Regions from separate parts of the Homo sapiens genome. Here all the other regions are linked to region 3. The links are chromatin loops, found by intact Hi-C in ENCODE. Cell type or tissue: IMR-90. All regions are shown on one strand.

Evidence for each region. Hi-C counts contacts between places; a loop is a spot of excess contacts. Peaks named below come from ENCODE experiments on the same cell type or tissue, not always from the same donor. Only the 100,000 strongest peaks of a DNase experiment are listed, where the experiment ranks them.
Region 1: it touches region 3 in a loop (4-fold over the local background); 16 of 110 quality-filtered maps call a loop at or near these places.
Region 2: a loop joins it to region 3, with 5 times the contacts of the local background. A loop is called at or near these places in 2 of 110 quality-filtered maps.

Annotation. Positions count from the first base shown.
Region 1 is chr5:135,421,325-135,429,324 of GRCh38, reverse strand. No RefSeq gene overlaps it. Among named protein-coding and RNA genes, the nearest start is that of DCANP1, 22 kb to the left of the region's middle. RefSeq lists an enhancer at 3,118-3,167. In IMR-90, a CTCF peak has its summit at 3,039 (motif pointing right); a DNase peak (open chromatin) is centred at 3,034.
Region 2 is chr5:135,547,167-135,555,166 of GRCh38, reverse strand. No RefSeq gene overlaps it. Among named protein-coding and RNA genes, the nearest start is that of NEUROG1, 15 kb to the right of the region's middle. In IMR-90, CTCF peaks have their summits at 1,140 (motif pointing left) and 3,133 (motif pointing right); a DNase peak (open chromatin) is centred at 3,166; H3K4me3 peaks cover 285 bases; H3K27me3 peaks cover 4,471 bases.
Region 3 is chr5:135,351,339-135,359,338 of GRCh38, reverse strand. MACROH2A1 (macroH2A.1 histone) reads left to right here. Exons shown (of 9, transcript NM_138610.3): 6 at 6,294-6,393. Among named protein-coding and RNA genes, the nearest start is that of MACROH2A1, 44 kb to the left of the region's middle. In IMR-90, no CTCF peak of the experiment used is centred here; DNase peaks (open chromatin) are centred at 2,638 and 4,908; H3K27ac peaks cover 1,777 bases.

The sequences.
Region 1 (8,000 bases), 70 kb before region 3:
GCAAGATGCAATTTACAGGACTGGTTCTGTACACAGTTAGTCTTCTTGTAATGATTAGTGACTACTATTGACTGAGCGCTCCTTCTGCAACAGGTATTTTACATTTAATAGCTTGCCTAATCCTCATGATCCTGAAAAATTAGCAGTATTATCACCCCGTGTTGGTCAAGTTCAGTGTAAGAAACAGAAGTCACTCTAAGTATTTCAAGCAAAAGAGGATTTTCATAGAGGGAATCAAATGTTTATAAGATTGTGGTTAGGGCTGGAGGAGCATGTGCAGGGGGGTGACAATGAGCAGTTGGATATGTGGACACATCACACAGCTGAGCTATCAGGAAGCTGCTGTAGCTGCCACCAGAGCTACTGTCACGACTACTTCTCCCACCCTTGAAGCTAGTGACCATCTTCCTTGGCTGCCTCTAAACTCACCACAACCAAGTTTACCAGCAACCTCAGAGGGAGGAAGAAGGTGTCCCTCAGTTCTGCCTTATAGACCTCTCACAAGAACCATGACTAGTGGAATTTATTTCCAGCCAGAGCCCTAGCTGCAAGGGAGTCTGGAAAGCTTTCCAGGCTGCCCAAGGAAGGAGAGTAGAAGTGAGAATTAGAAGACCTTGCAGCCCCATTTTTCATTTGAGTCCAGAGAGATTAAGTCATTTGCTCAGGATCATCCAGTTGGTAGTGGAGCCATTACTTGAGCCCAAGTTTGTAGGACTCTGAAGCCTGATCTTCCCATTGCTTTCCAGAGAATTTAGGAGAAAAAGCGTACTACATGTTCTAAGCATTCCTTTTAATTATAATTATATTGGATGGTTATTATTTGATCTGATTAAATTCCCAGTGGATTATTCTGAATTTTAGAGATAATGACTCGACTAGGGCAATTGTGACAAATGAATTGTTCCAGTATGAGGGGAGAGGGGGTAAAGAGGGTGAGAGAAAATAAATGGGTCTAGTCTGGATTTAGGTGCAGAGCAAACCTGTTTTCCCCTAGATCCCTATTCCAGGCTCCAGGTTCTGGAGCCCCAGCCATGGGCAGCCTGGGGAGCTTTACAGCATCATTGTTGGAGGACAAGCATGGAAGAGCAACACTCACAATTTAGTCTTACTGGCATTTAGGTGTCATGGATTAGGGCATTTCATCCACACAACAACTTATGAAGGAGGCAACTATCTCCATTGAATTTCATACGAGGAGATTGCGTCTCAGAGAGGTAGAATGACTTGTCCACTATGACACAGACCATCTGTGGTAAAGCCAGAGTTGGCCCCTGAGTCTGTTTCAGTCCATATTCTGAAATTCTTAGCCCTTGGCCATGTCTATACCTCCCTGACCTTACAAGTTCTGGCAGCCTCTCAGAGCACACAAAAACCTGGACTAGTCCAAAAAGGCTGACCACCAGTTGGGTGGAAACTGTTTGTGGCAGAGCCATGGTCACCGACTCCCCTGACTCCAGTCTGGAGAACTCAGTGGAGTGGGCTCCAGCAGGCCCGGGAACCACCTGGGGCTAGGCCATCTCTCTCTACCAGTGATTGCTTCCAGATCCATCGTGCAGTTCCCCACTGCACCTCGTCCTGTGAGACTTGGGGCAAGTCCTGAAACCACATTGCTCCAGCTTGAGAAACCTTAATGGCTTGTTAGTCCAACCTTCCCATTGCACAGATGGAGAAGCAGAGACTCTAAGAAGGTACCCTGCCAAAGATAATTCCCATGGCTGGGATCGGGGAGGGCATAACCCAGGCCTCTTCATCCTCGCTTCAACTTTGGTGCTAACATTTTTAAAAAGAGGCATTATAGCCCAAAATAATGGGCCAGCAACTGAGCACCCCTTGAATTCCTCTGATCACCGAGAACCCCTCTACCTGCCCTTCCTTGCTGGCAGCTTTGGAGACAGTGGTAATGTTCCATTTCTCGACCTGGATGAGAGTTACCTGGCTATACTGACCTGGTGAAAGTTCATTGGGCTGGACACTTACTTTTTTTTTGTATTTTTCTGTATTATGTCATGCTTCAATTAAAAAAAAAATCTTACTTAAAAATAATGTTGGCTGTACACCTTCCCCAGGACCAGAAAAATATTCCCATGTTTTAATTGAAAGGTATCTTCCTCTAATCTCAAGAGGCTGAAAAACTGTATCCAGTGCTGCTGTCAACTCCAGAATTAAGTAGACTTGGAGATGAAAAGGCCAAGAAGGTTCAAGGGCTCTGACAGAAGCTGAGACATTCCTTTTACTTTACTTCACGAGGCAGAAATGCACCCACACAAATGACACCTGTGGCAGAGACTTAATAGTTGTTTACAAACTACATCTTCCTCCTGGGCAACCAGCTAGACTACACTTCCCAGCCTCCCCTTCACGTAGGCACAACCATAAGACTGAATTCTGGCCAATAGAATGCCCAAAGTGGGCAGACGTGATGGATGCAAATTCCAAGTCTGGCCCATAAACACTCCCTTGTACAACCCCTGATTGCCTTTTTCAATCTACTGAGTAAATAGAAAATTCTCTGAAGCCTTAAGAAGAGTGGAGCCATTAGCTAGGAGGAGCTTGTGTCCCTATGACATCACATGGAGGAGAGCAACATAGGAGAGTTACCTAACCAGGAAGACCTATGATGGGTCACTGCATGAGCAAGACATAAACTTTATTTTGCAAAGCATCGAAATGCATAACTTATTTGTGGCAGCAGTTGGCCTACTCTGAATAATACAAGAGCCATTCTAAAATTAGGCAAATAATCTTCTCAACCTAAAGTCAGCCCCAAAGTATTTTTAAAAATCTGAGAAGCTACAGTGGCCTCTTGCCTGTTACCTATTGACTCATAAATCAGAAACAGTTTTAACAAGGGCAATTCACCTCTTTCCCAGGTCATTAGGGCAGCAGATCAATGGAGAAAGATTCATTCTTATAAAATGTGAGATTTGGTAGTCCTTTTTAAAAAACTATTGTTCTGTCTCCTCCCTTGTTGACAAAGAGCATGTAATAGCAACGTTCTGGACCCCTTTAATACAGGGGCTAACAGTTCTGTACCACCAGAGGGCGATACTATGTAATAGCTGGTGCACATAATACCTGAATCCTCATGACAGTGAGAAATGGAGTCAACATTTATAGAAAGGGGCCAGAGGCAGACACTAGAATTGTGGACAGGTTCCCGAACAATAGGATGGGAGACAGCACAGAAAGCTCCTTTCACACCTACCCCCCAGCTTCCATCTCCTTTGCAATTGTCCTCACAACTAACTCTGCCCATATTTTTCCAACACGTATAAAAATTCTCCAGCTGAAAGACCTGCTTGCATAAGGCAAGGAAAAAATGTGCTCAAGCTACCACCTACCAAAACATCCAAACACGTAGAGCTGTTAGAAAATGAAGACACTGAGAAAAAACAGAAAGAAGAAGACAGGCACACAACGGGACAGGCCCCATTTTGTTCTCTGTTGGGTCTGGGGCCTGCAAGAGTCTACAAGAAAACAGCAGTTTCTCCAGCATTACCCTGTGGTTTCCTGTTAAAACCAAGGGTTGAGAGTTCTGCTTCCTAGAATGGGGAGCTAGCTTTTTTCCAGGCCAAGCCTTTAGCTGAAAATAACTAGAAAAGGACAAAAATATGTCATTTAATCTGTGTGATGGCATTGAAGAGTAATGACAGACCTCCAGAAGCAAGATCTAGGGGAGAAGGAAGCCCAATTTTCTCTTCTTTCTTTCTTTCCTTCTTTCTTTCTTTCTTTTTTTTTCTCTTAAGACAGAGTTTCACTCTTGTTGCCCAGGCTGGAGTGCAATGGCGTAATCTCAGCTCACTGCAACTTCCACCTCCCGGGTTCAAGCGATTCTCCTGCCTCAGCCTCCTGAGTAGTTGAGATTACAGGTGCCCACCACCATGCCCTGCTAGTTTTCTTATTTTTAGTAGAGATGGGGTTTCACCATGTTAGCCAGGCTGGTCTTGAACTCCTGGTCTTGGCCTCCCAAAGTGCTGGGATTATAGGCGTGAGCCACCACGCCCAGCCAAGGAAGCCCAATTTTCAGCAGTCCTTCTCCTTGGGATATTTGCCATTTCAAACTTTTTGGTTGAAAAGCTGGTCAGAAAGGTCCAGCTGAGAAGCTGAGAAGAACTTTTGGCCATCTCTCACCTGGGTGCAGGTACAAAAATTAGAATTCAAGATTTGCCAATCAGGAGAGGCTATGATAAGCAGCTCAGGTTTTAAGCTGGGATCTCGAATATCTACAGCATAGGAATAAGAGAATCTTGGCCCAGGTTTCCTAGAATGCAGAGCCCAAAGAAAAAGCTTGCATGCTTCCTAGGAAATACAATTGCAGGGAAGCTGGAGTGAGGAAGAAAGGTGAGTGAAGCAGAGTAGGATGAACATATATAAGGAAGTGGATCACTGAGCTTTACAACAATCACAGCTGACTGCTCCATTTCATGGGAAATGCTATGTGTCTCTGAACAGTCCTTCCAAGGGTATGCAGGTTGAGAATTTTCCTGCCAGTGCCTTGCATCTCTTGTCCCCTAGAGTAAAAGTTCACTCCATAGAGGGTTAACTCCTACATTTCCATATTATACGCCAATCCCTTTAGCAGTGCCAAGACAGACATATCCCACACCCTTTACATCTGGGTGTAAAAGCTGTAGGGGAAGCCAGAGACACTTCACAGCAGACTCATGTGTTAGAATAATGCTGACTTGAATGCCTTTTTCAGAGTCAGTAACCCTTGTGTTGGCCAGGGCTGAACAGGTAACCAATAGCCCTAAAGACAGGCGAAACTCATAGGATCTGAGAAAGAATGTAAGAGGTATTTGATACAACGAGTGGACCAGAACTAGACCAACTCTAGCCAAATCTAGCTTCCAATATTAAATCATTTCAATCTCTGATTGGATTATGGAGATCTGCCCCTGGAAAGGCAAGACTAAGATAAAGTCCAGTGAGGGACTCCCTCTGGGTGCAAAATGCAAGGGGGCTCAAAAAAAACTTAATACTTGTCATAAATAATCTATAATTGCAATATTTTAAAAATCAAAATTAATGCAAAATATTTATGACAAAGAAATATCAAAATGTTTGGAAAATGGTGTTTTGATTGGAAACTGCAAGATTAATGACAAAAGGAACTGCGCAGAAATAAGAAACTTTACTAGTGAAGCTGTTCCTCACAGGGATATAGGTTAACAATTCTGAACCTGCTGCACATATATGATGGGAATGAACAAATGAGTAAATGAAACAGAGAGAGGGGGTGGAAGCCAGGTTTCCCACTGTTAGAGCTAGAGGTTGCAGAGACGCATGTGGGGAAGGCTGGAATGAAGCATGTGGTTGTAGATTAGTGCAGACAGCAGTATGAACTCATGAGTAGCTTAAAATAGATACAGATGGAGAGAGACAGAAATAATTGCAGACATGTATGTATATAAATATATATGTGGGTTATTACATATGTACATATACTTCCTAGCTCTGTCTACTGAGAGGGCCTAGGAGCGATGATGTTCTAGCAACAGTGAGGATGCCCAGTGCCCTAATCTTGGTTTCTGGTAAAAGCACGCAGGGATCTTTGGAGAAATGGCTGATTCTAAGGCTGGGCCTGAAGCTCATCCTGTAGTACCAGAAAATAAGGAAGTGCTCAAAAAAAGCAAAACCATAGGGACATGACTCAAGAGCCAACCCGCAAGAGCTCTCAACAGCTAAATCTGGAACAATTTCAGCAACATGAAATTACAGTATTGGATTATAACCCCAAGTGTAAAATACATATCCATGAAGCCATACTGATACAAATTATTGAATAAATAAATCAAGGAATTCCAAATAATTTATGTAGCTACTCCCTGCTCCAGGAGGTGGACTTCACTCTCCTCTCCACTTTCAAATGTAAGCCATGCTCATTGAGTTGCTTCCTAAAAATAGAGTACAAAGAGGCGGAAAACACTCGCTTTATGGAGGAGAAACCTCGCCAGCACTATCTCAGCCCTGGGATAATCAGTGATGAGTCATGTTGATGGCGTGTACCTTGATATGATGTGATAAGACTGGCACTTCACCTCTGGTCTTCTTCCCCCAACCATGAGAAAAACATCAGATAAACCCAAACTGAGGGACATTCTACAAACCACCAGTACTCCTCAAAACTCTCAAGGTCTGAGAATTTGGAGAAACAAAGAAAGTCAGAGATTGTCACAGACCAAAGAAGCCTAAGGAGACACAAAGGCTGAATATGATATGGCAGAAAAAGAGCATTAGGGAAAACTAATGAAATCCAAAGAAAGTACGGAGGTTAGTTAAGAGTTATGCACCAATGCTGTTTTCTTAGTTGTTACAAATGTGCCATAATAATGTAAATTTTTAACCATGGGGGAAGTTGGGTCCAATATACATGGAACTCTCTGTACTATCTTTTCAACTTTTCTGTAAGTTCAAAACTATTTAAAATAAAACTTTGATTTAAAAATAAGATAAACAGGTAAATCCAAATAAATTTTCACTGTTGAAAACATCAATAATAACGTCTTGGGGGGATTATAAATATGTTTGATATTATTTATAATTAAATCATATTATAACAAATAACACATGTATTATGATTTATATATTAAATCATAATACATGTGTTATTTGTTATAATATGATTTAATTATAAATTATTAATTAAATTATTTACATATTAAATCTTAATAAATATAAGCATATACAATTATGCATGTAATTAAAATATGCAACAATAATAGCACACAAAGGGAATAAATGGAGCTAGGATGTTCTAAAATCCTTGCATTGTCTGGAAAATTGTAAAAATATTCATTTATATTAGATTTTAATAAATCAAAAATGCATACTGTAATCTCTAGGTTCATCACCAGTAGAATGTAACTAATGACTAATAAAGAAGAAAGCTATAATAATATAATATAAAAATAATACAAAAAGGAGTAAGAAAGGAAGTCGAGCTTAAAAGAGGTGAAACAAGTAGAAAATAAAGAGTAAGTTATAATGCTGAAACCCAAATACGTTATAAAATTAAGCATAAATGAAGAAAGTGCTCAAAATAAAAGTGTAATTAGATTAGATACAATAGCACTGACAACCAAAACCTGCTTTAAATATATACTTAAATATAAGGATACAGAATTACTTTAAAATAACTGGGTAAAAAAAATTTAATTCAAACATTAATTTTTAAAAGGTTGATGTAGCTAAGGGGACTTTAAAACAAAGCATTACTAGAGATAAAAAGGAGTAATGTATGTTTAAAGGATCAATCTACCACAAATATACAACAATTCCCAATTTGTATGCACTTCATAGGTTCAAAATATAAAAAGCAAAATTCACAAAACTAAAAGGAAAGACAAATCTACAATTAAATGGGCGAAGATTTAAATACATTTCTCTCAGTAATTGATAAAACAAGCAGAAAATAATAAGCAAGCATTTAGAAGATTTGAACAATATGATTAAAAAGTTGATCTAATCAACATATCTAGAGTATGACCTCCCAGCAGTGAAAGAATAAATATACATTCTTTTTAACTGCACATGAAAATTTGCCAATATTGAACATACATTAAGCCGCAAAGCAAATTTAAACAGATTTCAAAAAACTGGAATCACACAGAAGATATTCTCTACCCACAGTGGCATTAAGCTAGAAATAAATAACAAAGTTACTAGAAAATCCTCAAATATTTGGAAATTAAGCAATATACTTCTAAGTAAATCATGGGTCAAAGAAGAAATCACAGTGGAAAGAAGAAACTAACTGAATAACAATAAAAATACAACATACTAAAACCTATGGGATACAGTAAACCCAGACTTAGAGAGAAATGTATACCCTAGGATTCATATAAGGGAAAAGAGGAATGAGCATCTATCCCTAGGAAGTTAAAATTATGACAGCAAATTAAACTCAAAGAGTTCCACTTTTTAAATTTCAAAGTAGATAGTGGAAAGGCAACGCTCCTGCTAAAATGACCTAGAAAAATCAGACAACTTATAAAAAT
Region 2 (8,000 bases), 200 kb before region 3:
CCCAGCACTTTGGGAGGCTGAGACAGGTGGATCAACTGAGGTCATGAGTTTGAAACCAGCCTGGCCAACATAGTGAAACCCCATCTCTACTAAAAATACAACAATTAACTGGGTATGGTGGCGGGCACCTGTAATCCAGCTACTTGGGAGGCTGAGGCAGGAGTAGCTGGATTACAGGCTTGAACCCGGGAGGCAGTGGTTGCAGTGAGCCAAGATCACGCCATTGCACTCCGGCCTGGGTGACAAAGTGAGACTCTGCCTCAAAAATAAATAAATTAAGAATTTAAAAAGCACCCACAATTCTGTGCACATTCTAGCACATATATTTCTGGAGGAGCCCCCGAGTAACTGGTTGCCTCCAGGGAAGACAGCTGAAGTCAGCAGAGGGAGACTTTCTTTTCTGGAACTCCTGGGCTCAAGCAGTCCTCTCACCTTGGGCTCCCAAAGTGTTGGGACTACAGGCGTGAGCCACTGCACTTGGCCTTTCTTTTAATTATACTTCTTTTGATATGTCTGATTTTTATTCCTGTGCTTATACTTCTTTTTTAAAAGGAAGCAGGTCTTTTTTAATAGCAATAATTTTCTTTCTTTACATATTTAGAGTATCTGCTAAGTACAGAGTTCTCCATTTGGTGGGATACAATAACTGACTGCCATATTTACACGACTTCAGGGAGCAACATTTGCCAAAAAAAAAAAAAAAAAAAAAAAAACAAAACTGCCTCGTGGAATCATGCAATGCAGCAATCCATTGAGGAAAATACCAAAGCCACCTCAACACAAAGAGAAACTCACACTAGGAGAAATTGTAGACTTGGGAGCTGGACACTGCCCCAGATCGGCTCTGAGAATGAGGCACCCACTTCAAGCTTCAGTTTACGGAAGGAAGGACAGAAAGAAGAAAGGAAACCCCTGCTAACTTGGCAGGGCAGAAGGGGTCTGGTTTGAGTGTCAAGAAGAGATTTCCCTTCAAGGCAGAGATTCTACAATCCCCATCAAGGAACAGGGGCGAGGGAGGGTGGTGAGCTGCCCTCTGGGCACTTTTCTTTCCAAGTCTTTTGCACCCACCTCCCAACCCTCCCCGTCTGGAAAAGGCTTCCGGGAATGAAGAGGAGCCCTTGGGAGGCAGGCATTGAGCTCCACCTCGTGGCTGCTCAAACAGCTCCCTGGAAGTGGCAAATGATTTCCAGAGTGAATGCAGGGCTTGGAAATGCTCCAAATAAAGACGTTACCTAAAAGTTCATGGGACACCTTCACTTCCTCCTCCATCACTCCTTTTCAGTGCTGTGCCAGGTGAGGAAGTTTAGCCCAAGTCCCATCTGGGATCATAGCTGCATATCAACTTCTAGAAGCTCCCCAGCAGCTGGGCCCACTGGTTGGGAGAGAGCCCATCAATGGCCCTCAGACAACAGCCATGCCCATCTGCTGAGGTCCTCAAGAGGACAAAATGCCAAAGCAAAATGTCACATCTCTGGTCTACATGAAATAAATAAATGATTTGAACTCCTGCAAAACTAATGAGATTTTGCCACAGGATCTCTGAGATTTTGTCAGGCTCTTAAAAAATATTAATTCATAATATAATATGGTGTGGTCTAGAAACAGAGATGTATGATACCTGGCTTCTCTCCAGCCTGTTATTTTTATTTATACACTAAATCCCTGGAGATAATGTTAAAGTTTCAATTGCAGCCCATCCTTGCTGCATCTCCTATCCTCCCTTTATGGAGCACTTACTGAGTAATCGGCAGGACACTTGCACAGATACAGAGTTCCAACTCATTCTCACCAGATGTGTTAGCAAACTCATCTCGAGGCTAAGGGGAGAGAGACTGACCGGGATCAGCTGAGCTAGAGGACTTGGCCTCTGCACCTGCCACCATAGAACCAAGGATGCCTCTTACAAAGGCAAGGCTGGGGAGGGCCCTGTCCACCCACCTCCTAGTGACTCAGATGAAGACACTGAGGTCCTGAAGGGGCAAAGTCACAGCCTAGAACGCCCTCCCTCCCCAGCCCCCTGTCTAATACTCTCTCCATGAAGCCACACTGTCTCTAGCTAAGGCTCAGAGGGAGGTCATTCTTACTGTAACAGAAAGAGGGGGAGGCCACACCCACCAGAATATCATTGGACCCCATTCTCTGAGAAGTGTCATAAGCTTTCCAAAGTGTTCAACACGAAGGCTGTAGAGACCAAATTCTGGAAGGCCTCCAGCAGGTCACCTTGCCCAACCCTCTCATTTCACAAATAGGTAAACGCAGCCTAGTTATAAGAGCTGGGGAGCAGGGGCAATAGCCAAGGAGGCTCCCCCCATCATGCTTTATGTCATGACAGGAAGCTGAGTTTCATGGAAACTGAGGCATGGTCCCAACCCCATTCTCTGCACCCAAAGTGCAGTGCCATAGCTGCTCATATGGACAGACCAGGCTAGGCCTGAGACAGTGGCAGATAATGGAGGCAGGGTATAGGCAGAAGATCAGGGGACCTTACCAACTACACTGTGACCTCTCCCCCTGTAAAATAAGCAGCAAAAGCCACCTCTTTGGAATTGAGGTGGAGAGAAACTGGCTGTGTTGTTGCTTTTTCAATACACCTTGGAGACTTTTCCATATCAACGCATAAAGAGCCTGCTCATTTTTTACATACTTTATTCTCCCACACCTCTACTGATGGACACATGGGCCATTCCCAACTTTTATATTTCAAATAACATTGCAGCAAATAGCTTGTACATACATCATTTCACAGGTGTGCAGAAATACCATTTTGCTTTTCCAAGTCCTTGCTTGCTCAGGTTTTGCCTCTTTGATGGAGCCTCTCTAAGCTTCTCAGGCCAATCCAGGTCCCTCACTTCTTCCGCTCTCCTTCAGTTTATTTTCACAGATCTTTAGGCACCCACAAGAAAGGACAGAAATGGGCGGCCCAGGCTCCAACTCACACCTTTCGGTTCTGCGCGGCAGAGCTGTGCTTCCAAGTTCTCCTGCATTCCCCTCACCTCTCATCCCACTTCTCTTCCCACAGTCTTATACATACAGCCCAGTGCTGTGGGTCCTGTACCCAATGGATGATTAATAAACACTTCATGGGTGACAGATCAATGCCAAGTTGTTGTGCGGCCATATCTTATTCAACCAACAGGTGGCGTTGTTCTCCACCTCTGGACAGCTAAGGCCGCTAGCTCTGCTGGATGCCGCCTCCTGAGAGAGCAAACTCCTGAGGGTGGGATGTGGCTTCAATGATGACTTTTGTTCGTGTGATTGTCCACACAGCTTTCTACACAATCCCTCCAACAGCCCAAGGTCCTCACTGCAATTTTCTTTGGTATCACCCTCTTCCGTCCCATTCCATTGAGCAGGTGTGTGGCAGTTTGTATTGCCCTATATACGGGGAGACAGAATCGGAGACAGAATCGCCTAGTGGTTATGAACTTGGCCTCTTGAATCAAACTTATGTTCCAAACTCGATGCCACCACTCAATGGCCTCTAGCAACTGACTCCACCTGTCTGAGCTTCCATTGCCCTCAGCACAATAAGGAGTGTAACAGCACACACCTTGTGGAGTTGGTGTGAGGAGGAAATGAGACGCTGTGTGCAACATCTGCACAGCGCTAGGCACATGGTAAGTGCTCAGCAGACACTTGTTCTTGTCCATGTTATGTGGCTATGCATAGTCTGTTCAAAATTGTCTCTGCATCCTGCTCCTGTGCTCCTGAAAGCTATTTTTTTTTTTTTTTTTTTGGAGATGGAGTCTCACTCCGTCACCCAGGCTGGAGTGCAGTGGCGCGATCTCAGCTCACTGCAACTTCCACCTCCCAGGTTCAAGTGATTCTCATGCCTCAGCCTCCCAACTAGCTGAGATTACAGGCGCCCACTACGATGCCGGGCTAATTTTTGTATTTTTAGTACAGACGGGTTTTCACTATGTTGGCCAGGCTGGTCTTGAACTCCTGACCTCAGGTGATCTGCCCACCTCAGCCTCCCAAAGTGCTGGGATTCAAGGCAAGGCTTTCTTAATACCCACTGGTCCTCCACAGTTCTTCCCACACTAGAAGCTCGTTCCTGCTCCAGAGTCTGCACCTGCTAGTGCCCGGCCTGGAATGCTCTCCCTCTAGCTTACCCCATGGCTGGCTCCTTCTCATCCTTCAAGGTCTCAGCTTCAAGTCATCTCAGAGTTCTTCCCTGCCACCCCAGCTGCGGTAGGTCTCTCCTGATTTTCCCCACAATGTCACCCTGTACATTTAGCACTTGCTGCCACCTGCTGTGATCAGAAGTGTGTATTTATGTGACTGGGGTCTGTTTTCTCATGGGAATGTGAGCTCCATGACAGCAGCTCCATGAAGTTTTCTCCAGTTTCCCAGCACCTCACATGGTGACCCCGGCCCCTGGGAGGCGCATCAGTGGCTGGCGGGTGTCAGGTGAGTGCATGGCCATGTGTAAGCAGAGCTGCATCTCGTTCACTGGCTCCTTGGCATGCTCCTGTTTTCCTCCTGTCCCCAGGCCAACCACCACCTCTCTGATGGCAGGAGTGGAGTCTTTTCCCACCAGCCCTCAGCTGACCCACCACCAGTGCTCACGGGGAAGAGCCAGGACTTAGAGTGCTGGGGAGCAACTCAGAGGGCTGCTGAGGACTTAGAATGGGGCCAGAGCTCCTCACACTCCCCCACCCCAAGTATACCTCAGGGTGCTTCCTGGGAATGATGGAGGTGCGCTCACAAGTGGCTTTCCTTAAAGCCAGTTCCAGGCCTCTTGCTGCTGATGCTGTGACCCAGGTGTGCCCCGCACTCAGCCACTGCTCTGTGCCCTCTCACTCTGAGGAGGCCCTCCTCTTCCCTGGCCCTGGTGAGCATTCTGATGTGGACTGGAAACCCTGTTCATGTCTTTTCCTACATTGTGAGAAGCTGCTTGCATGGCTGTTTTTCACAATGAAAAGACATATTTACTCTGGCAAGTGCAGAGGGTTCCTCTGAGCACACACAATATGATTCAGAGACTCCCATGGGTGCATGCTTGACACAAAATCACCCTATGGAAGTCAGGTCTTCCATATTCTGTCCACCAAGTCAGAAAACATCCTCATGCCCCATGTTCACTTTGGACACACCCCACTTAGAAGCACATAGCTTCACAAATGTGGAGCAAATCACTCACACAGGCTTCATTCTCCCCTTCAGACAGATTTGACTGGAGCTTCCCAGCTTCCATATGTCATGGCAGGGCAGTCACTTTATCATTTAAAACACGTTAGATCCATGTCCACATTCAACGACAAAACATACTGAGCACCTCTTACGTGGCAAAAGTTGTTCTAGACATTGGGAACATGAGGTAATAAGCTAAACAAGGTACTGCCACCATGTGGAATTCTCAGTTTAGTAGAAGAGGCAGACAAGGAACAGGTAAACAAATATATAAACTGCTCCCAGCTGACTTGCTAGTGGAGGCAGTGTGATGCGATGGGGGTGACTGCTGGGGCCAGAAGGGTGGCTTTGGCCAGGATCAGGAGGGCTTCTGAGGCCAGACCTGGAGACTGAGAAGGAGCAATACAGGGAGCACTCCAGGCAGGAGGAAGCACGAGTGCAAAGCCCCGGGGAGTGTGAAAAACGCAGAGAAGGCCAGTGTGCTGGAGCTCAGAGGGCAAAGGGGGAGGACCTGGAGATGAGGCTGAGATACCACCTCCCTCCCAGGTCAGCAGGGGTCAGGTAATCCAGAGCCTTGTTAATCACACTTAAAATGAAGACACAGAGGTATTCTAAGTGTAATGAAAAACTTTTGAAGGGTTTTAGGTGGGGAATTTAAGTGATCTTTTACCCAGAAAAAGTTGATTAAACAGCATGGCAATGAATGAATAAAAGAACTGAATGAACAACTTCTGAATCTATAAACATATGCTACCTAGGGTCTCTTGGTGCCAAGGTCATGCTGAGTTCTGCAGGAACATAGAGACAAGAAGCTCAGGACAGCCCACAAACTCTAGAACCATGAATGCCACACCAAACCGAATGTTCCCTCCACTGCTTAGAGAAACTGCCCATTTAGTTCTCTGGGCCCCTCATAAACTCGACCCCCTGTGTGGGTAGGGAAAACAGATTGGAGAGCAGATAGTTTAATATCACACATGGAGCTGCCTCCCCAAGATCTCAGCTGAAGGCAGTGCTGCTCCCAGGATCCTGGAGATCTCTAGCTGGTCTCCAAGTCCCTGGAGGATGCCTTTATACCCCTCCACCTCCCACCCTCATCATCTCTTTTTGACATTCAGAAGATGAGGCTCAAAAAGGGATTTTTTCCAGGTAGCAGAGGGAACCCAGACCTCCCAATTCTCACCAAGATAACAGGAACAGAGACCAGCTCCAAACACAGCAATGTCCCCTGTGTGCCCATAGTCAGGGCCCTTCCCCACAAGAGCAGCCAACCCGCAGACAAGCACAGACCTTCTCCACCTTCCCCACAGAGCCCTACCCACCTCCACAGCTGAGGACTGCCCTCCCTCACAGAGTGGGACTACGGCTTCCATCCCCACGGCCCCAGCACCTTGCTGGAGCTGGCCACAGAGCAGGTGTTTACATAATGGGGCAGAAGGAGGATGGTGAATGGTGAAGATCATGGGCACTGAAGCCAGAGAGCCCTGAGTTCCATCCCGGGCTCTGCTGCCTGCTGGCCCTATGACCTTGGACATGAGTCTTAACTTCCTCAAGCCTCAGTCTCCCCATATTTTAAAGGCAGACAAAATACACCAGTCACAGGTTTGTGTCTGGATTTAATATAATCCACATACTGAGGGCTTAGCTGAGTGTCTCCCTCACAAAACTAGTTTACAAATGGTTTTATACAAATCTGAATGGTGATGCTGATGATGGAGTCAGGAAGTCAAGCAGGACTGACACTGGCACTCCTGGTGCTCATGCAAACAGGCACCTGGGACATATTTGTTAAAGCCAGAAAGAAGGAAGACTGGGATGTTCTAGAAAGATTCCTGCTTTTCTAAACAAAGTTTTCTGCGTAGCCCTCAAATTAGCAGAAAATCTGGTCCTGCTAGGTTCCCAGCACTCTCACCCCACCCTGTGCCAAACCCTAAGAGAGCCACCTCCCAGATCCCACTCCAGGACACCTCTCTGGGTGGTAGCAGGTGTTGCGGTGAGCAGCTTGTGGTTTTGAGAGCTGGTATTGTCACCGTGACAACTCCCCACTTCTCTCTCCCTCAGTGTCCAGAGAAGAGGCTGGAGGCGTCTGAGGGAGCAGAAAGAGTATCATGTGGCCAGGGCTTTGGCACAGCTTGGTGACAACTAACTGTGGCCATGGGAGTGATCCGCAGCAGCAAAGGCGTGGCCAGGGTTTCTATCTGCCCTTGCCTGACGCCCACCAGCAGCAGGGGTAATTAGGGACCTCTCCTCCACAGATTACGGTGCCTCCATTTCCCATCCCACTCCACTTTTATCTCCTAAAGTCACACAACCACAGAATGGGTGAATGAACACCCACCCAGCAAGCCCTCTTCTAGCCAAGTGCTGAGCACCCATCACAGAGGGCCTGGGGCTGCTGGTGCCAACTTGTGGGCCAACTCTCAGGTTATAGGAGGTGGAGTAATCCTGGAGAAGTGGTGCAATCCAACACCCCATGCCCTTCTCTTCTCCCCTTAAGGTGAGGAAGAGCTATGTATGTGCACGCATGTATCCATGCATGTCAGCACCCATGCAGGCATGAACACCTGGTGCCCATGCACAAATCCATTCCCTCCACAAATATCCCTTGAGCGTCAACTATACTCAAAGGATATGAATGATGATGGTGATGATGATGAAGTCAAGAAGAGGGACTGACACTGAGCATCCTGGCCCTGGGCACTCCCAGTGCTCATGCAAACAGGCACCTGGAAAAAGCTAGGCACTGCCAAGCACTGAGGGTACGGAAAAGGGTGGTGCAGAAGAAAAAGGGGTAGTCTGCGGGCAGATGTGGAGAGGTCACCTTTGTAGACTCCACCCACAGGCATCTTTTTTCCCAGCACTCA
Region 3 (8,000 bases):
GGTCTACTTTCACCCCTGTAACATATTCCTTGGGTAATGTATTGAAAGTTAACGTGACCCATCCACATTACTTCCATTTGAAATACAGAGCAGTTCAGCCCTTGGGGTCACCTTCTCCCTCTTTTCCCCACTCTGCCCTTAGGCACTCCCACCCTGGCCTCTCCCCTGCCTATGTTCTTGTTACCTCCTGCCAGCCACTCCAAAGGCAGCCTCAGATCAGAATTCCTCATACCTCCCTTGCTGGATGAACTAAAATATTTCCAAAGTAGCAGCAAATATGGCTGTAAAAATGTCCATGCAAAATGCAGATGCCCTTCTTGTTGCTGTGATCTTCTGAAAGAAATGGGATCACGGCCTCCTCTGGGCTCTGTTTGTTAGCCCTGGAGGGGAGGGGGCAAACACCACAGACATCTTGCTAGCTTCTCCCAAGAGCCAGGAACATGTCAGCTCTCAGCAACTCAACTCTTCCTTTTCAGATACATCTGGTCTCAGGGCCAGGCATCACACGAATAAAAATAAAGTACAGTAGAGTAAAATTTTGGCTAATAATGACTGTTCCCTACTCAGAGTTGGTAGGGTGAGGATACAAAAAGCCATAGAAAAGTATTGATACTCTATAATAAATTACAAACATATCATTTAATGTTATTTTTAAAAATGGAGAATGAAAGCAGTGAACTTAGCTTAACAGTGAAATTAATGTGCTTATCTTGACTTTTGGAAGGAAAATTTGAAAGGAATGGTTAAGCTGCCACCCAGTATAAAATGGTCAGCCATAAGAGGGGCTGAATGTAGACCCAGACAGACCACCTAGCCTTCTTTCCCATATCACCCCCTTTTTAGTGGTGAAAACAAAACACCAGGCTACCAAGAAACTGCCCTTCCTGTTTAATGTGCTTGTGACTTTATGATCCAAGAGTCACATATCCAGGAAGAGGTACCCAAAAATCTAGTGCTGCAGACACTGTTTAGCAGAATAAACTCCATGTTTCCAAAATAAAGCAGCATCTTAAGTCAGCCTAAGCACCAGTGTTAGAAACTAGGGTTCCAACTGCCCTTTCTGGAATCCTACACCCCTGCAGCATGAGACGGAGTGAGCATTGATACATTAGAGCATTATTTTGAAGCATTACTTTCTGGCTTTTTATTGGCTATTACTGTCAGGTGAAAATCATGGCATATAGTGTAAAAAAGGCAAAAATCATGAAACTAACACACAGTTTTTACAAAAAGCACATTTAAAATATTATAGACATTAATTTTGACTTGGATTTTAGGAAATGTTTCAAAAGGGGTACTTTAGAATGGTGACTATATGGTACCCTGTGTCCTATGAATCTCATTTTTCTATCTGTGACACTGAAACCAGTGCTTGAAGATTGCAAGCAAGCTGGGGTGGAGAAAGGTGATATTGTGCATGCTACAGCCCTGTAAGGCATGGTTGCTAAGCTACTCAGGAAGCATGGCCCAGGCTTAGGAGCCTGACCATTGATGTTAATGATGTATTTCACATACTGAAGTCTCAGGAGTCATCATAGCCATTACTCTCTGATTTTGCCCAATGTTCACACACATTGTTGAATTGTTTTAAAAAAGAAATCAGTGCTGTGAATCTGAGTCAACTAAATGCTTTTGCTTTGTGTTCAGCCAAGATTTGCAGCCTTTTTTCAGAGGTTTTAAAATTTTCAGAAAAAACATTTCTAATGTGTCTAATGTGTCAGTGGTAACACTGACTTAATGGTAAATGGTAAATGATTTAAGTTTCCTTGTCAGAGTCAGTATTATTTGAAGGAGTTAGGAAGGCAGTCTGAGGCTGTGATGAGTCTCCTTACCTCCCAAATGATCAAGATGGCAACCCCAGCTCGCAAGCCATTCAAGGCGGGCATAACGTACCATGGGTTTTCTCCCTTTGATCCACATACCCTTCTCCCGGGAGCTGGAAGAACTGTGAGGAGAAAGGGAGCTCTTGAAGTTGAAGCATCAGTGAGGAGAAAAACCATTCACCCCTTCCCCCCACTATGGCTGAGGACTGGCTTCTGAGACAGTTTAGGAAACTGACAAAGCCATGAAGGAATGGCTCAGCTATCGACCATCTGGACATCCAGCAGTATCTATCCATGTCCTTATCTTTGTGGGGCTCTTTCTAGCTGGACACACTAGATTCTGCCCGGCCCAAGGCCTCTGGAGAAATCCAGCTTGGGCATGCATGCATGCAGGGAGAGCCACACAGCACAGCTGTGAGGGCAGGAGCCAGCCCTGGAGTGTGCCCCAGGGAAGACACAGCTCTCAGGAGGAGACTGGAAAGGGTCCTATGGAAGACATTGCCCTTCCCATTCCCCTCGTTGAAGTGAACTTTGGGGACAGGAAAATAACTGCATTTTAGGTGGTCAGCCAGGCTTCCTTCCTTATCTGTTATGAGAAAATGAGAGACACCAAAATCTGACAGTTACAGGCTAGATTTAACATACTACTCAGGCACTATCTTTAACAGCCACTTTCATTAACTAAAATTGGGTTTCTAATCATATTTTTTTAAAAGAACCAAGAAGGAATGTACTATTTCCTGTAGCCAAGTAGGTCAGGTCAGGCAGTCTGCATGTCCATCCAGACACTCCTTCCCTGTCATCATCGACAGACCGCCTCCTGCCCTGCCCTAAATGGTGGGGGCCAGCCTCCCATCCAGGCGAGGACAGCTTGGCTCTGAGCCACCTCAGATACAAGCCAGGCCCAGGGCTCAATTTCTGAGCTCTGGCATTTCCATTAACAATGCCTTAAAGGAAAGCAAGCAGGGGCAGTCATTTTATGAGTTATATCTAAGGATGTTTGATGTTCAGTTCTAACTCTACATGCCCAGGGGAACCCCAGCACTGGCTTAGGCACTGTGCAGCACTCAGGGTTAGGGGGCCACACCCACTCCTGCCTTCAAAGAGATTATACTCTGATGAGCATATACCATGAGTAAAGAACAAGGGTTTCCACGGACATCCTCACCACAGGGAAGACTCGGGTACTGCTTGTATCAGAAGCTGGCCCAGCAGAGCCAGTGAGGTTAGGATTATCGGATCCCAGTGCTGGAAGGGATCTTGAAGGTCCCTTGGCTACGACCCTTTCTGCCAACTGTGCAGCCACGCGGGGACCCCCTTCTGCTCTATAACTGGCAGTGCCCTATGATTACTTTCCTCAGTGGCTAACAGTCTTCATAGCTGCTTTAAATTCCTCATGCTGTGGTTTAAAACTTAGTTTTCCATCTTTCCTAACGACGGTACAAAGAAGCAGTCACCTTATTCAAATTCTGAAACCATTAATGATCCTTATTCCTCCCAGAAAATCAGACTAATTTTGGGAATTTTTACAGTTCCCAGAAATCTGATTTCCTAACCCACAAGGACCACTTCTCTGCCATGTACTTCAGATGGACACACACCCCTCTGGCTGATAAACCCCACTGGATCTGACCCTGGCTGGTGGGAGGGGACCCTGGGGCCTCCTAGGACTGGACCTCTGTCTTGGCTCTATCTCGCTTATTCATTTGTGACTGGACAGTGGGAGCCTGTCCAGACACATGTGTACCTGGTCCATTTGCACGCTATGCTCATGGGCTTTCTTCTGTATAGTGGAGCTACTGTCTTCGTTCATGATCATCTCACTGTCAGCTTCTGCCCACTGGCCCACCTGCCAAGCTGATTACCCATTTGTCCTTCCAAAGTACTTGAATTAATTTGTCTTCTCCCCTTCCCATTCTCTTCCCCTGATGCACACATCCCAAGCACACACTTTCTAGTCAAGATTGTTTAAAAATACATATTTGTACACATTTTACAGCAAAAAAACTTTTGTGGCTCAGCTGCATACCCTGAGGACTTCTGCTGAGCCCCAGTGCATAGCAGAGCATAGTTGGAAAATCACAGCTCTAGCCTCATCCACAGATGTGAAGAGTGAAACAGCACTTGGTTGGCAGGAAATCCTCAATGCTGAGTAGTAGTGGCTCCCTGAGGTACTGTAGTCTGCACTTCCAAGAGTGGGGATGCCTCTGGTCAGAAGGGAAGGTAGTGAGTCCAAAGGAAGCTGAGAATTCTCCATGAGCTTGAGTTCTGTTCGCAACTGCTCCCTTCCTTCAGCAAATCCAAGTTTCCCCCAGAGAATCCCATTCCCCTAGACAGAGCAGGTGGTTCTCCCGCGAAGAGAGTCAGATACAGGCCACTGAGGGGGTCTTCCTGGCTAGCTGAAGCAGAGCCCGCCAAAATAGCTTCTTTTCCAATGAAACATTTCTGAATATAACACCAGAAGCATCTATACAATTGGAAAAAATTGCGTGAATTTTAAGGATTGAACATGTATTGTTTTAAACATAGGAATTTATAGGTGCCTTAAAAGCATACACATCCACATTACACTGAGTAGATCGAGTCTTTTTCTCCTTTGCCTGCCTTCCTCACCAACCTCCTGCCTCTTCACACTGTGTGGGGTGTGTTTTGGTGGTGTGTGGTGGGGAGTATTGGCTTAATTTGAGTTTTTGTAAATAGCATTTGCTTGGAGCCAAATGCAGAACTAAATAATAGAGTAAAATCCTTTGCCTTGTTCTAAATCCTGAGAGTTCACTTGCCTTACCCTAAGGCCCCCGACTCTGTGCCCACCCACACCCCTACTCCCCAGTGGCAGCAGTCAGGCCCCAGCCCCCATGCTGTCTCTTTTCTGTGCCTCTGTCCTGGTGCCAGGGCTCTGAGCTGCTGAGAGCTTCGCTTTGTGAGATCACCCCCATGGCTTCCTTCAGCTTCAAGGGTGTGGGTGGCCTCTAAATCACTCTATAGTGCGAGGAGCAATAACCCAGAAAGTCCATATGAATAATACTTGGTCCTCTTCTCTGAGTCTTTAACCAAAAATGAAGTCCACTGCCCTGGCCAGAATTCTTCCTTGGCTGTTTGACAAAACTTAATTCCACAACTGTTTCCTCCCAGAGGATGACTCTTAGTGTAAGCACATCCCTCTTTGAGAATCTGACTGTTTCTGGGAATCAAAAATGTGGGTTTATATTTCCGATACTTCTGGAGTGCCAGGTTGTTTGGTTTTGTTTTCAACAAAATGTTTGGCCCTAGAAATGCAGCAACTTGCTCTGTTGCCAGGAGCTTCCCTGCCAAGTGTCTTGTGCACAGCCCTCTCCTGGGTGAGCTCCTGGACAAAGCCTCATGCCCTGGTAAACCCTGCAGACTGCAGCCACTATTCTGGCCTAGGTCATAGTCTTGAGCACCAGCTCTGCTAGGGCTACTCAGGCATTGCACTTGTCTGCAGGTGTTAGGAATTTATGTTACTGAAGAGTGAGCAATGTCATTGTGAGAGCATGTGCAAGAGCAAGCTTTCCTGCAATACCTAAAGAAAAGCAAGGGGAATAGTAGGACCTGGGACAGCAGTCCTAGGCCCATTAATTCCCCTTGCCCCTCTGACAGAATTTCGAACTCAGTATTCTTCGAATACTCAGATGCCAGGGTTGCCATTGTAACAGAATAACAGTGGCTGGGGGACACCCATTCAGTGGCTCTTCAGAAAGAACAAATTCACTGGGTGGATATAACACTTAAGGAAAATGCTCAATAAGCCACCCATTGAGTCTCAGAGCAACCTGACCAACAAGGTGAAAACCATTTAAAAGACACATTGTCTTGCTGGAGAACCTTCCTCCCCTGGGTTTCACCATGGAACTTCAGCATTACATGACTAATGGGCACGTAAATTAAATGTTACTAAGCAAGAGACTATTCTCACTTCTTGCCACCCTGAGCAGGGCAGGGAAGCCAGCCAGCAGTCACAGTGATGGGGACAGCCTTAAAGGCCCATAGTCACTTGGAAGACAATGGCAGAGCCCTTAGGGGTTTGCCCAAGCCAGGTAGGATGTTAGCACCAGCCTAGTGCTCAAGGATGAGGACAGTCACATCCACCAGCCCCCAACCCTCAGCAATGAGTACTCATTCTAGGTCCTGATAGCTGCCTTACTTTGGCCCCCAGATCACAAGTCCCTTTAAAGGAAAGCTGATCTCCTCGTCCACTGTGGCTTGTGCTTCCTTTTGTCCCAGGTGCCACCCACGGGCTCTGAACATTCATCCTAGTTTGCTTGCTCCCGCATCCCGAGCAGCATTTGAGTCTTATGTTTGAAATGGGTTCATTTGAGCCAGCAACTCCCTGCTTCCCTTTTGTGCCTCGTGCACTTGGAGTGTCCACTGTCCTTTACCTGTATCCCAAGGCTCCTTCTCTGAGACTTCCCAGCTCTCCTGTTATTTCCCACCTCATGCTTTTCTTTGCAGCTGAACCTTATTCACAGTGAAATCAGTAATTTAGCCGGCTTTGAGGTGGAGGCCATAATCAATCCTACCAATGCTGACATTGACCTTAAAGATGACCTAGGTAATTGGGGACGGGGTTCGGCACCACCAGCTGTCAGATGAAAAGTTATGGAACCCAGAATTTAGGCATTTCATCTTCCCAGACTTTACAGTGGTCAAGCCAAATTTCCAAATCCAAGATTGATATTTGAGTGTAGACGCTGAATATCAACTTACTCCAGGCCATTCCAAGTGTAAACGGTCTGTTTCATTAAGTGTGATTGGCTACTCTCTCCTCAATTGCAAATACATTGCCATCTGAATTCTCTTCCATAATGATCAAACTGACTGCTGGTTACTTGGGGAGGGATTTTTAAACGTGTTGGTTTTTGTTTGTTTTTTTGTTTTTACTTTAGAACTGAAAAATCTCAGGTAACTACAAAATGATAGTTTCTCCATTTAAACCTTAATTAGAAATGACAAAGCTTGAAAGAGAAGACAGGCCACATCAGTATGCTATTAAGCTGTCTTTAGTCCACAATTTACTACCATCACTTCAACTTTTCTTTAGAACTGAAAACAGTATATGACTGAATGCCACCTTCTTGAATTATTTGGCTAGAGGATGGTATTAAACAGAAGGGCAATATCTCCAAGTGAGTTCTTATGGAGGAAAACTGCCCCAGAGCCATGGTGTCTCCCTGTTCAAGATGGCAGATGGTTCAGGGCAGACTGAGAGGTGCCCCTCAAGTGTCCTGCCTCTATGGCTTTATCTTTGCATATGTGGCACTGTCAGCTCAATGGCACGACAGGGCTGCTCTGCTGCTCTTCGATGTAGAGGCTTGCCAGGGGAAATAGGCACACAGATGCAGCCTCCTTCCTAACCCTCAACTGCAATCTATTTTGTATCCCTTGAGCTCTCAGCTTCTGCTGTTTTTGTCAGATAGCAGACTTCCTTACTGGGAGATACACTCATTCCATGGGCCCAGGCCTGACCCACACGAACTGGGTGCAACAGTGGGCTGAAAACATGAGGACTGGACTCAAGAGTGTCCAGCTTGAACTTGTTTTCCAACTGCCTTATACAGATACTTAAAAAAAAAAAGGCCACAAGCTAGAAAAAGCAAGGATTCTATCCAAAGCACATTTTATACTAAAATACAAAGGCCAGGTGCAGTGGCTCACACCTGTAACTCCAGCGTTTTGGGAGGCTGAGGCAGGAGGATTGAGTGAGGCCAGGAGTTGGAGACCAACCTGGGCAAGATAGTGAGACCTCATCTCTACAAAAAATAAAAAACTTAGCTGGGCTTGGTGACACGTGCCTGTAGTCTCAGCTACTCAGGAGGCTGAGGCAGGAGGATTGCTTGAGCCCAGGAGTTCGAAGCTGCAGTGAGCTATGATTGTGCCACTGCACTCCAGCCTAGGCAACAGCAAGATCCTATCTGTAAAAAAAAAAAAAAAAAAAAAAAAAAAAAAAAAAAAAATTAAACCATAAAAATAAGATAGGCTAGAGTAAGAGATGGGCCTGGAAAAATATTGATAGAGATCGGCCCATATGTTGAGGGGAAAAAATAAAGGCAGTCCTCTACATATATCAATACTGTTCTCTGGGTTTTCAAGAGAAATCCCTTGAAGGTAGACAAAATGGTAAATGTCACAAGAATAAAAATCAAAGCCTGCAAGTTGACT